Regions from separate parts of the Homo sapiens genome. Here region 2 is linked to region 1. Evidence: chromatin contacts called from ENCODE Hi-C or POLR2A ChIA-PET data. All regions are on one chromosome and are shown on one strand. The core of a region is the stretch at or near the end of the contact, and the rest is flanking DNA. Distances in the headings are between cores, read along the strand shown.

What was found. A loop is a pair of places that touch in the nucleus more often than their neighbours do. ChIA-PET counts read pairs that join two places held with the same protein, here RNA polymerase II (POLR2A). Pooled maps may share reads with other maps.
Region 2: a loop to region 1 is called in a map of naive thymus-derived CD4-positive, alpha-beta T cell, with 23 times the contacts of the local background. The contact joins the promoter of ZZZ3 here to the promoter of TYW3 in region 1. A Hi-C loop is called at or near these places in 1 of 168 maps with a recorded cell type or tissue (naive thymus-derived CD4-positive, alpha-beta T cell), 2 of 37 single-sample maps with no recorded cell type and 12 of 50 pooled maps. POLR2A ChIA-PET finds 5 or more read pairs at or near these places in 2 of 52 experiments (CD4-positive, alpha-beta T cell and HepG2).

The regions. Positions count from the first base shown.
Region 1 is chr1:74,729,979-74,736,621 of GRCh38, reverse strand. TYW3 (tRNA-yW synthesizing protein 3 homolog) reads right to left here and starts at 3,470. Exons shown (of 6, transcript NM_138467.3): 1 at 3,204-3,470; 2 at 1-80. The coding sequence starts at 3,377. CRYZ (crystallin zeta) reads left to right here and starts at 3,572. Exons shown (of 9, transcript NM_001889.4): 1 at 3,572-3,666. RefSeq lists enhancers at 2,856-2,955, 3,336-3,625, 3,180-3,890, 4,486-4,775.
Region 2 is chr1:77,678,399-77,685,488 of GRCh38, reverse strand. It overlaps ZZZ3 (zinc finger ZZ-type containing 3), which reads left to right and starts at 2,831. Exons shown (of 15, transcript NM_015534.6): 1 at 2,831-2,904. RefSeq lists enhancers at 1,576-1,675, 1,105-1,878, 2,696-2,775 and silencers at 1,826-1,885, 1,896-2,315.

The DNA of each region.
Region 1 (6,643 bases), core at 2,221-4,720:
ACATCATCTTTTACACAAAGTTTGTGTGTAACCAGTAGCCAGCAACAGTTTTGTTTCTGAACCTCAAAACCATTTATACCCTAAAATAAAAAATAACATAATTTAAGTTTCATATAATATTTTACAAAAATAATAAGCATAATGCATAGTATATTGTAGGCTTTCTTAAATTAATAATCCCAAGTCAGGATTTTAAGTATTAATAAAAACAATTCGGTATGTTTTTGGGTAATGTTAACCCAGAATAAGAATGAGCCCAAATAACTTGAGGTAGAAAATTATGTGAAAGGTAAAACTACTTGATAAACATCTTCTGAAATATGGTCATGATTTTGCAAGAAAAAAAGGGATTAGTATAAGGGATAATACTAGCAGCACCTGAGTTGTACTCTAGCTATTTGGCTAGCACAGTATTTAAAAATGAAAAAAAAATAATTTTAATTTCTTTTGTAGGACAGCACTGTCCCAATTCCACACAAGACCTACTACCCTTTATTGTCACCTATGCCGTTTACACATTTATAATACTTCCTTGGTCTCTAGAGGCATAAATTTGTGACCTCTGAATTAGACTTTAGATGTAGTCCTGAAGGATGGAGCTAAGACTGAAAGGTCAAAGTTTCATGAAGGCAAACATTTTAATATTAACTTAAATTGAACAAATGTTTATTTGCAAAGTTCTATTAGGTACTTTGGGTATACACAGAACCTACCCCTCAAGGACACTGGAAAGGGGATGCAGGAAACCACATGAACAGAAATCACTATACTCAAAGTAACTATAATTTATACGATGGATCCACAAGAGACTCTGCTGTCTGCCCTTGGAACCGGGAATTGCTATGCATGTCCTAAATAAATATTTTGACTTCATTGTATGACTTCGGTGATGGTGACTTACGTATCTGACATTGTGCTGGCTACTCTGAATCTTAGAGCCAAATGTATGGCCCACTTCTAGCAACTTTACAGGATCTAGTGGTGGGATTGGCAACTAATGCCATCGCTGGCTTCATCTTATCTATATTTTCTTTATCCAGATTTTCCCACTTTTTATTTTTTCTTGTGTTGCCTGTTTGTAAGTTGCCCCAAATCCTTACTGAAATAAGGCAGATTTTAAAATAAACCATAATACGAGGTGTAAGATAAGAAATAAAAGTCTAACCAGTACAGAAGCAGTCATTACTTCCAAGTAGGTAGTATGTGTTTGTGGGTTCAGGTGGGAGAGGGGAGTTTTGGGAATCATGTCTCAGATATGCAGAGATAGGAAAACATTTCAGGAAAAAAACCGCCAAAAAACATGAGCAAAAGCAAGTAAATACAAGATGAAAAGAACAGTTTAGTTTCAGTAACTAGCTAAAGATGAAGAAAAGCAATGAAAAAAAGGTTGAAAGGTATACTAGAGTAAGCATTTGGATTTTCTGATGTAGAAAAATGTGTAATAAAACATAGCATAGGTGAGAGATAAGCAGAGTTGCAATTTGTCAAACATGGTTTGGAGAAGAATAGTTAAGTGGCTTGTTAGAGAACCATTGCAAAAATCAAGGCGAGACAGAGTTATGGAAATGGGGCAAGAGAGAGTTTGTGGGCAAGAATGCCATTGCTCTGAAGGTGATGGAAGTGATTTAAAAATGAACAGGCCCTGCTAACTTGAGAGATCAGCAAATAAATGATCAGTCAATAATGGACCTAAAGAATGAGCCTAACAATGTGCTGTCTTCCATGCTCTTAAGCCAATACTACGAATAAAATCAGTACACAGCCAACTTTTACAGTGCATGGGCCAGGCACAAAGCCAAATATTTCAAAAAAAATTATCCTATTTTCTCCACACAAAATCCCTATAAAGCAGATACTTTTTATTATCCTCAGTTCATAGAACAGGAAGGGGCAGAGTTGAGATAGCTTTCCTAAGGTCACATAGCCCGTGGTTTTTAATCTAAGCAGTATCACTCCCAAGCAGCCTTATCCTCAGGGGATATGTCCCAAGACCCCCTAGTGGATGCCTGAAACCTCAGATCAATTTCTTTTTCCTTCTTCACTTCACAATTTCACTGACAAGATTCATTCTTTCCGTAGATCTTAGCAACCTCAGCATATGCTGTTTTTTCTTTCCTTAAGTCTTTCCTTAAGAACTTTCACCTTTTCACTTCAAAAAAGCACTTTAAAACTTACTGTTGGCAGATCCAAATCGCCAGCATCATTACTCCCGTACTTTGGGGCCATTATTAAGTAAAATAAGAGTTACTTGAACACAAGCACTGTGATACCACCACAGTCGATCTGATAACCCAGAAGGCTACCAAGCAGCTAAAGGGCAGCAAGAATATATAGTGGAATATTCTGGACAAAGGGATGATTCACCTTCCATTCTGGAAGGAGCTGGTTGGCTCAAGATTTTATCACGCTACTCAGAACAGCATGCAATTTAAAACTTACTAATTGTTTATTTCTGGAATTTTCATTTAATATTTTCAGACTGCTGTTGACTGGGGTAACTGAACCTGCAAATAAGGAGGTATGGCTTGTACAGCTGCTTCTTGATTTATGATGGGGTTACATCCCAATAAATCCGTCATAAGTGGAAAATGTAAGTCAAAATGCATTTACTACCCCTGTAAACCCATCATAAAGTTAAAAAAAAAAGTCTAACCATCCTAAATTATATACGATCGTACTTTTCTCTGCGTAAAACTACTAGAGTTGTAATAATGGAGGGGCTCACTAGGAGGCAGTAAACTCCTTAACACTGGTGATGTTCAAGCATGCAGTAACAATGATTTGCCAGAGCTGTTGATGAGCGGATTCCGGCATTCAATACCTTAGCAAGCTACAAAGTCTTTAGATTCCCTTAGTATTCATATAATAAAATCAAATTTTCTAAACTTTGCCACACAAGATAGTTCCCAGGTCAGCAGTTTCAACATCATTTGGGCACTTGTTAGAAATGCACAGTATCAGGCCCTACCCTACACTTAAAGAATCGGGATCTGTATTTTAAAAGATGCTCAGCTGATTAATAGCCACGTTAAACTTTTAGAAGCACTGATCTAATCCCCTAAATTTCACATATAAAGAAACAGAGACCACCCCTCAGAGGAGCAAACACAGACATGCTGGATCCGGTCGTCACTGGATGGGAACAGGGCTCCTGAAGTTTCGCACTAGAAGGCAGGCGATGGACAGGCGCAAAGGGGCCTCACCCGGTCAAGGAGTAGGATGCGGCCAGCGCAGGAGCTGGTGGTGAAAAACTGATCTCGCATGTTCAGAAACTGCACAAGCTCTACCACATCCTCGTCAACACTGCCCTTCCGGCTGAGGTCCGCTTTGCTCAAACATTGCGCCTTCCATTTCCTGAACTCCGCGCTGCGATCCATGGGTGACGGACTCAGGGTCTGCGCTCGGCTCCTTCATGGTAGCCTCGTCTCTCCCTGGGGGCAGCCATATTGAAGCGAGCGGTGGCCGAAAAGGTCCAAACTTCCTCTTCGTTCTTAATTTGGGAAATTCTAGTGCCTTCGCCTAGGGGTGGAGAGAGGCGCACATCCTGGGTGGAGCGAGGCGCACATCCTGGGTGGAGCCTGCAAAAGTTGGAGAAGGTGTGGCAGTCCTCATTTCTGTGGAATCTGAAGAAGCCCACGCAGATTTTAATTCCCACTCTAGATTCTGGTAAGTGGTTTTAAAAACTCTCCTTAGTTGTTTAGACAGCGAATCTCCCCACTGCTCGTCCAAGTGGAACCGAGTTTGATTTTGGCTGCACCCCTTTCCTGCCCTCTGTCCTCCCAGAGAACTAGTGCGTAGAGCTCCAGACCGAAGCCATTCCCCTCCAGGGGCTGCAAGTTCCCATCCATAAATCAGGTAGGAAGTTTTGCCTTCTGGTCCTGGGCTCCTAGCCCTGGTCCTGCGTTTAGGCTCTGAGTTTAGGCTACCACACCATGAGGTGTCCGTTGGCACTACCCCTGCCCAGCCTCCGCCCCCCGCACTCCCTGTCCCCCAGCCCCACGCTGCACCCCCCCCCCCCCCCCCCGCCAGTCACCCGCTTGATTTTTCCCTGCAGCCAGTGCCTGGGTTTGGGGATTCCTGCAGCAGCGCCCAGCGGTCTGTCCAGGGCCCCTTCCCACAGCCCAGCTCTCAGCTGTAGAGGATTTGTCCTAGGTAGGGCCCCTTCCCACAGCCCAGCTGTAGGGGATTTCTTCTCCTAGGTAGGGCCCCTTCGCACAGCCCAGCTGTAGGGATTTGATTTCTTCTCCTAGGTAGGGCCCCTTCCCACAGCCCACCTGTCAGCTGTAGGGGATTTCTCCTAGGTAGGGCTCCTTCCCACAGCCCAGCTGTGGGGGATTTCTTCTCCTAGGTAGTGCCCCTTCGCACAGCCCAGCTGTAGGGGATTTGATTTCTTCTCCTAGGTAGGGCCCCTTCCCACAGCCCACCTGTCAGCTGTAGGGGATTTCTCCTAGGTAGGGCTCCTTCCCACAGCCCAGCTGTAGGGGATTTCTTCTCCTAGGTAGTGCCCCTTCGCACAGCCCAGCTGTAGGGGATTTGATTTCTTCTCCTAGGTAGGGCCCCTTCCCACAGCCCAGCTGTGGGGGATTTTTTGTCTTGGATTCCCACAATTACAGGTTTCCCGGAGCTTCCTCCAGCTTTGCCATCAGGATTGCAGTCTTTGAGAGAAATGTATAGTTTTATTGACCCTGTGACGCCCACCACCTAGAATAATCTTCAAAAGAAAATTACAAAACACCCTGTTAACACATCGTTGGATGTTTATACTGAGTTTCTAGAGGAGACTCAGTGACCAGGGAAGGTGTGTCAATGATTAAACCTAAAGGCTAAAGTTTGGAATGCTTGTCCGTAGCTAATGGAAATTGTTGTGCGAGTCCCTCTGAAGCCACTGTGATTACGTGTCTGGTTAGCGCAGCGAGTTCAGCAGCAAATCTCTCCAAGCTCTACTCCTCCAGCATTAGGGAACAGACTGCCCTGTTCCATACGATCATGGAACCTGGAGGAGTCCGAAATTATTAAACTCCTCCCCTCTTCTTACCCCGTCCTATCTCAAGTGAACAGAAGTGACCTGATAAGATCACACAGCCAGGAAGAGACTTTCTCTGACCACTTGTAATTCTTGCCTTTTTTACATTTCTGGGTTAATAATAAACCATATGCTTACATGAGTCATTGTGTATTAGCAGCAGAACAATTTGTAATGATTGATTTTTTTTCTAAGTTTTCAGTTTTTAAAATTCTTGCCAGAATTCTTATTTAATTTTACTTTTGCTCTTGTCTCATAATGTTCCTTTGCTCTGGCTTTGTGACTTGATCTGTTCATCCTATGTTAAAATATACTCCTAACATTTTCCCAATTCCTTTAATTTTCGTTTAAATCAAATGGATACAAGCATAGCCAGGAAAAAGATCACTGTTGGAAGAGGGATTTTAGATTTTCTATTTCCTAGATTTGTAAGGCATATTGGCAACCTTTCAGAGGTAAAATTAAACCAAAAATTAAACCAAGGGACTCTTAATTTTTAAAAGTTTATATTTGATAAACAGGAAGGCCTATTTGAAGTATAGTTTAATTAAAAAGCACAAGCAATGGAAAGGCCTGTCCTGTTCACAAGGATCCGATGCTAGGGAGTAATTTTTTTTTATACATTTTTAAAAATAGAATCATGTCCTTTGTATTTCTGCTGCATTCCCTGACTTAGTGGGCATTTGAGAAATTTCAAACTCTAAGCAGATGCCTTAGTCATAAAATATGCGATTCTACCTGCAGGTTAGTTTGATTTCACATTTTCTAGCTCAATCTGTCTCACTATCACTATTGTAAAGTTTATTTCTACGAAGTAAAGGGTCTTATATGCCAGCATCTCAAAGGGTGAGATGAAAAGGATGGTAAAGAAAAAAATCAGCTAACACCATTTAATTACAGGACTTGGGTTCTAGCTTTGCTTCTGTGTGACCCTGACCAAGTCTCTTAACCTCTTGTGATGTTTTCTCATCCATAAAATGGATGGCGATTTTATTTTTACTTCTGCATAAAATAATAGTTTAAATAACTTCTCTACCTGTTCTGAAAACAGTTAAGTCAATGGAGGTGGAAGACTTATGCTTTTTAGAAGAAATCCGGTATTACAGGATTTTAAGTATTATCCTATTTGCCATCAGTATGCCACGTTATTTTATTCTTTGTGTAATCTCCTTTGACAGGCTTCATCGTTATGAAGCATATGATGATCCCGTGGATAGGTGAGTTCAAAGGCAATGAGTGCAGGTTGGAGCCTGATGAATCAGAATGCTAAAGGCTCAGTGGGAGATAAGATCAACAGAAGCAAAGTAGGAGATAGTGTGGTCAGGCCATGCCCCATCACTTTCAAGCCTGATAGGATAATGTAGTCAGATAGTACTGGGCAAAGCAGATGAGTCTTCCAAATCCAGTAGGATGAGTCATCTTCCTTTATTCCTTTCTCCCAACTTAGCCAATGCCAAAATGTGGGGGGGGAAAGATACAGATCCTATTTCAGAGTAATTTTACTTTTATTATTACAACAGTTTTTTTATGGTAATCATGAGATGTGAGTGAAAGAAATATGTAGGAAGTAGGTAGATATCGAAAATGGAAAAAGCAAGCATCTCATAGGCTATGTGTGTA
Region 2 (7,090 bases), core at 1,582-4,081, 2.9 Mb before region 1:
TGGACTTCAGTGAAGTCTCAATGGAATGCCTTAGCTGATCCTGCAAGTTGTTCTGCAGGAGGAGAAAATCCATCAGAATTGTACCAAATGGAGGTGAGAGGGCTGAGCCTTTTATCCCTGCATTGATCAGTCACTGGATGTGGCCTCTCTGAGAACATTATGACTCTGTGACACTGGCATGCCTGAAAGGGGCTGACAACCGATGGCTGGCTGTGGGTATGACTCTTGGCAGCAGCAGCTCAGTTCTTTATTCCTGAAGTGGGGTCTGAAAAGTGCATCTCAAGGCCTACCACAAATAGTATATATCTCATAGGATTGTCAGAAGCCTAAAATAGGGTAACATAGAAAAGTACACAGCATTTGGCCTGGCACATAGGAATCAAAAGCATGCTAAGTATGGTTATTATAATAGGATTTGGCTCTATAAGTAGAAAGAGCAAGGTAGGGAAACGTGTTTATTTTTGTATCTCTAGTCTTAGCATAGGGCACTAGTATGTTTTATCTTTCCTTTTTTATTTTTGAGACAGTCTTGCTCTGTCGCCCAGGCTGGAGTGCAGTGGCACGATCTCGGCTCACTGCAACCTCCACCTCCCGGGTTCAAGCAATTCTCCTGCCTCAGCCTCCCAAGTAGCTGGGATTACATGGGATAACAGGCGTGTGCCACCACACCTGGCTAATTTTTCTATTTTTAGTAGAGACGAAGTTTCGCCATGTTGGCCAGACTGGTCTTTAACTCCTGACACCTCAGGTGATCTGCCTGTCAAGGCCTCCCAAAGTGGTGGGATTACAGGCTTGAGACACCGCGCCCGGCCTCCCCCACCCCCGTTTTTTTTTGACATACTGCCACCCAGAAACACTAGTATGTTCAATAAATACTTGATGTGTTAAAAACATGTAACCCTTTTTCTTGAAGTAGATGTTACTTTGAGTTGAACTCAAAGCTAAAATACAAAACACCATTTAAAACATTTAATAACTTTTATTAGCAACATAAAAGAAGGCACAACACGTATCCACTTGCCCGAAAAAAAAAATAGTGTTGCAAAGGAAAACAAAAGTAATGAAACAGCACTGGACAATTGTCAAAGAAGAGCCCCAGTTAACGGCTTCTACCACTGGATTTTATATTTTTGGAACATAATCTTTATAGCCACGGAAGGAGGTTTAGCTGTTTTTCCACAGCTCATAAATGATGAAGTTATTTATCTTCATTAATGTGTGTTGGGCTTTATTTTCCTACATGCTCAATATAGTTGGTAGATCTGTTTTGATATTACTGAGCACTGCTTTGTGCCAGACACAATTCTGGGGATACAGCAATGAGCAAAACAGTTTACTAAGTCCCTGCTTTTAAAAATTTTACATTTCTGGTGGTGAGGATACTGACAAATAAGGTCTGGAAGTTGTAACTGTTATGAAGAAATAAAAGCAGGTGAAGAGTTAAAGCAATGGTGCAGGTGTACTTTTTTTGGATACAGTGGTCTGGGCAGCCCTCTGAGAAGGGACCTGAAATATGCATCGAACATCGAGGAGTTAAAAAAAATCTGGAGGAAATGTTCTGCCAGAGAAATCGGCAAGCACAAAGGCCCGAAGTGGTTCGAGCCTGCGTGCTGTGGTACAAGCCAGAGGTGAACGAGGCGAGGCAGAAGCACGATCATAAATACATGTATGGATGTTCTCCTGGCTTGAGACCACAGTGCTAAGGGAGGTGGGGTTTACAAATCTCTCAGGAGGCCACAAAGGGCAGGATGAAGCCGATTTCCAATGGCGGAGCTACGAGGACGCCTTTCCTCTGCTAGGGCCAGGTTGGACGGTTGCAAGGGATGGACTGCAACCCGCCCTCGGAAGACCAAACTTCGCCCAGGGGCAGGGACTGGCCGGGGAGGGCCTCGGCGGCGCCCGACCCGCGGGCGCTGCACGGGCCGCGGTTACCAGCAGGCGGTGTAGTGAGCGCGCCTGCAGCAGCAGCAACAGCAGCAGCAGCGGTCGCCGCCGCCGCCGCCGCCCGCCAGTCCCAACGAGGAGAAAGGAGGGGACCGGAAGGAGCCGCTGGTGCTGCGGGAAGTGGCAGGAGCGGGAGGCGGGGACCCACCTGGAAGCGCCGCGGCGCCGCTATCGAGCTTCCTGCAGCGGTGGCCACCCGAGCAAGTGCCGTGGCGGGGGCGGAGAGCGGCCACGGCGGCGGCGCCTCCCCAAGTGGCCCGTTGCGTCCGACCCCGCGTGAAAGGTGAGCAAGAGCTCGGGACACGTGGTGAGGGCCAGACACGGGGGAGGGAGAATGAAGGGGGAGGGAATGGGGGTGGGAAACGATCGGCTTGGGACCCGGATTTGGAGCCAAGTACCGGGAGGGGGTGGGCTGGAGGCGACGACTGCGACGGCTGCGACGGCTGCGACGGCGAAGCCCCCACGTGGGGCGGGGGTGCGCGCGCACGTGTGCGCGGGCGAAAGGGGGGGCGGGGAGGGCTTTTGGGAGGGCGTCGGGAGCGCGCTCGCTCAGTAGCGGCCCACGTGACGGGCACGCCGAAAATGTTTCCACGTGACAGGGAGGCTGCCTGGGGCAGCGCACTGCGCTCTGTTTATGTAGTATAATCGTGGTAATCGGAGGTTTTTAAGATTTCTGCTTTTCTGTACAAGGGGAAAGGAGGAGACGTATAAAGCGGAAAGACTTCCTACTGTCTCAGTGTTTTAAATGTTCACTACTCCGTTAGTGAAGTGCTTTTTAAGTTCCGAAATACTGATTTTTTTCTGTACCGCCATGTTGGGTCTAGTGGAAGCTCGCGAGATGCGAGTGGGTTTGTATCGCGAGATCTCTCGATTCTCGCGGGACCTCGTTGGCAGAGCAGTTGTCCTGGATGGCGGAGCCTTGGGTTCCGGGGGCCTGGGACCTGCAACTCTTTCTACAAGGCAAGTCGTTAGGGAGGGGCCCGGGGCGAGTGCCTCTTGGTGCCGGGATACGTGCTGCATCAGCTTCCCATAGTCTTGAAGGGAATACAGTAACCCCATTGAGGCAACACTGCCCTCCCCATCCCCCTGCGGGCGCTCCACCACCTGCAAAAGCATATGCACCCCTCAGCCAGGTCCTTCTCCCCACGCAGTGATAGTTCCACCCTGTCCCACTCACTGGAAGTCCGGGAGCCGTGCTCGCGCAGACCTGATGATTCCATTGGATACCGTTCCTCTTACTTTAAGATGTTCTTGTCAGTTTTTCCCTTCTTGCCATTTTCTAAAGTATTCCAGACCGGTTAACTATTGTGTCGCGTTTTCTGCTGCAGTACCTGACTCCAGTCTCCTGAAACAGAACTCCTCCCATCTATTTTCTCTGGGTGTCATTTACTCATCACCCTGACTTCGTATTTTCAGTAACTTTTGGCAGTATTTGGAGGGCCCATTATGTCTCTGACAACACCTGTGGTCAGAATAAAATCCTGCTTTTCATCATTTTGTACGTGCCTATTAACTCAGTTATCGGTAGGGTTTTAATTACTACTGTGTTACTGAGGTTGCCATCTTTGAAGTTTAGGGATGGTTGTTTTAGGTTATATATTTAAGGTAACAGACTGTTTCATGTGATTTTTTTTTTTTTTTTTTTGAGACGGAGTCTCGCTCTTGTCGCCTAGGCTGGAGTGTAGTGGGGCGATCTCGGCTCATTGCAACCTCCGCCTCCCGGGTTCAAGCGATTCTCCTGCCTCAGCCTCTCGAGTATCGAGTAGCTGGGATTACAGTCGCGCTTCACCACGCCCGGCTAATTTTTGTGTTTTTAGTAGAGACGGGGTTTCACCATGTTGGCCAGGCTGGTCTCAAACTCCTGACCTCAAGTGATCCACCTGCCTTGGCCTCTCAAAGTGCTGGGATTTCAGCACTGTACAGGCGTGAGCCACCGCGCCCGGCCTCAGGTCAACTTTTTAGTAAAGAGCAAACTCATAAATTTTGGCATCAGAGTTTGAGCTTTATTTTTCTTAAATGAGTTTGAAATCAATTTAATATTTCTCTCCAATTCCCTAATGTCTCAGAAGTGAATTTACAGTATACCTTTGTTTTTTCGTATTCTTAAGTAGTATTTGGATTTTATTTAGTAGTTGCAGTACTAAATAAGGAGTGGGGAGTTAATTACAAAACGAATCAGGTGACTAGTTAATTTATTCATAGTTTGTTTTTTAAAACTACAAAAGTGTTTTTTTTTCCTATACATAATACAGAGAGGTATATAGTATAGAGTAACACAGTGCTTGTTTCACGGTACCACAAAGTTCCATTCCTCAGTCTTAAATCTCTGTAACCAGCCTTTGTGGTTGCTGTGTATCATTCCAGATATTTCCATATTTTGGTTTAGTTTTTGTTTCTTAAATGAAGGGGAGAAAGTGTTGTTTTAATGGGGTACCAACACAATATTGGCAATCAGTAAACATTTTTTAACTAAATTAAATTTTTATTTAGTGATATATGCCTGTTTGTCAAGACTTACGTATGCATACTTACGCAGATTTTTTTTGTTTGTACTGATTTTTTTGGTAGTATAATCTTGTGAAAATATCACAAGTAACTTATTTTTGCAGTAAAGTTGATTTATTGTGCTTGGTAGCTTTGCACAGAAAGAAAGTACATGTAAAACAAGATTTAAATAAATTAATGTTTTATCACTTGAGTTTTATATTTTTATCTTTAATGTGTGTTATGTATTTAACTTTATATATTATATATTCTAAACTGTAACCTAACTATATAGGAGTTTTTCAGACGTTTTAAAAGTTTATCACTGTGATTAAAATGATAGTTTGACCATGCAACTTAGTGATCTCAATTGGAGAGTGGTAGACATTAGTAGTTAGTACAAACAAAGGTATATATACTTGAAGTTGCTAAGCGGCTATCATTTTGTAAGTGTTGTTTTTGTAATTTCCCCCCGCCAAACCTACCAGTAATAATATTTATCAGACCAGTCACATAAGAGAATTGTCCACTCTTTGGGCAATGTGGTTTTTTGTTGTAACAGTGCAAGTAGAAATGTTGAGGAATAGAAGTGAGTGTTGAGAGGTATGATGTTGGAAAGAGGAAAAGGGGACATTGGGAGTGTAGAGGTTGATACTGAAATGGAATTGGACAAGTTGGGGAGAAAAGAGGAATGTAGAAGGTTGACAGTGAGGCAAGAGCCATGGTGCAAGAATAGTCAGGCTCATAATAGTTGGAGGACAGCCCGAGTCGGTATTTGAGGCAACTTTCTCCTCCTATTCTTTTTTAGATAGTTCTGGGTCTATTCACAGAATTGCTAGATATTTCCTGTCATAAAAGTCAGCAGCTTAAGGTTATACTTAATTGAAACCTTGTGAATTCTTTACTTTAGATAAAGCTATTCTGTTAAATAACATTTGTTAAGTACGTTTTATTATTATTTTTAGAAGTGGGAAATTGTGAAAATGACAATGAGTTTGAAGGTCACAGTTCTACAATGGCCTTTGCAAAGGTATCTACATAAGTTTAGCTTGGTAACTGGGCCTTTAATAGTCCACGTGCATCTGATCTATGAAATAATATATGTTCCTTGTTCTTAGAACTTTTGTTTTATAAACTTTTCAGTATTGGGTCTTGGGAAATACCAGTCTTTTACAGACACGAAATTATTTGAGGTACTTGGTAGAAATATACTGAGAAAAATCCAAGGAAGAGGAAAAATGTATTTTTACATGGTTTGTGTTTGGTTGAGTAAAATTTAAATAACCAAGAAATTTAATTTTCACTTTTCTCAATTATTACGGTCATATAAATGATGAGAGCTAATGAACTTCAGTGATCAGAGGAAACTATTAACAGTGATAATATAATAATACTGATTTATTCTCACTTGAGTTTTTTCCTTAAGGTCTGACACCATGCCAATTTCCACAGACCTGTAACTTTAAGTTACCTTAAGCTGGGCCTGGTGGCTCACGCCTGTAATACAAGCACTTTGGGAGGCCGAGGTGGGAGGATTGCTTGAGACCAGCAACAACATAGTCAGACCACGTTTCTACCAAAAAAGAAAAAAAATTAGCCTGGTAGTGCACGCCTGTAGTACCAGCTACTTGGGAGGCTGAGAAGGGAGGATTGCTTGAACCCAGAAGGTTGAGACTGCAGTGAGCTGTGATTGCACCATTGCACTCCAGCCTGGGCAACAGAGTGAGTGAGACCCTGTGTCAAAAATAAAATAAAAACACCTAAATTTCATATGAAAATTCAGTTTGGAGTCACCTACAAGAAATAGTTGCTAGAAGAGTTTCATTTTTATAGTAGTATTTACTAGAGATTTGGTATATACTCTGGTGCAAATTTCTGTAGTTAATGCTCTGATAACCACTATAATTGTACTCTGAAAACCACTCTCAGTAAATATTTCCCAAAGTCCAAAGTCTTGATTATTTTGTTTGACCCTTTCGTTCTCACCTTTCTGTTTTTCTTTTCAGCTGATTTTTCTCATTTATGTAGGTAATTTTTGTCTTATTAGAGAGGAGTGAGTTGACTAACTTGCCTTGAGGAGAATATCACTTTGTGATTAATCAAACTATTCAGATATTATTATTACTGTTGTTTTGGAACTTCAGTATATTTGTAAGTTAGAGGCAGTAATTCAGCTGACATTTATTGCTAATGACCTCAGCCATTTGAAACATAACAGCAATCCTGGACATAAAAAAATCTCTAAGCCTTCAAAATGACTGCAACCAAGTATAATAAGCCATTAGCCTTTATTAGGAAACTACTAATTGGAATTAGTCCACAGATAAAAATCTTCAGTGTTGGCCATTGGAGTTAGGGACATTGGCAGCTGAAATGTCATCTACAGGGGAAAAGGAAGAACTATTAAAAAGTAGGTGGAACTATAGTAGAATAGTGTTTTAAGGCCATTACATAAATACATACACTCCTATAATCATTAACTTCTGAAGGAATGACAGTATCGTAGAGCAGCCTAGTAAGTTGATGCATCACAATGATAACTTTAATAATGAACTTTTATTCTGTGTACTATGTTTAAGGAAGTAAGAAATTGGTGTCTTTTGAGATTGCTATAAAAGTAACCATTTTCAAAACTCTGTTAATTAAATGTTAAGTTTCAATT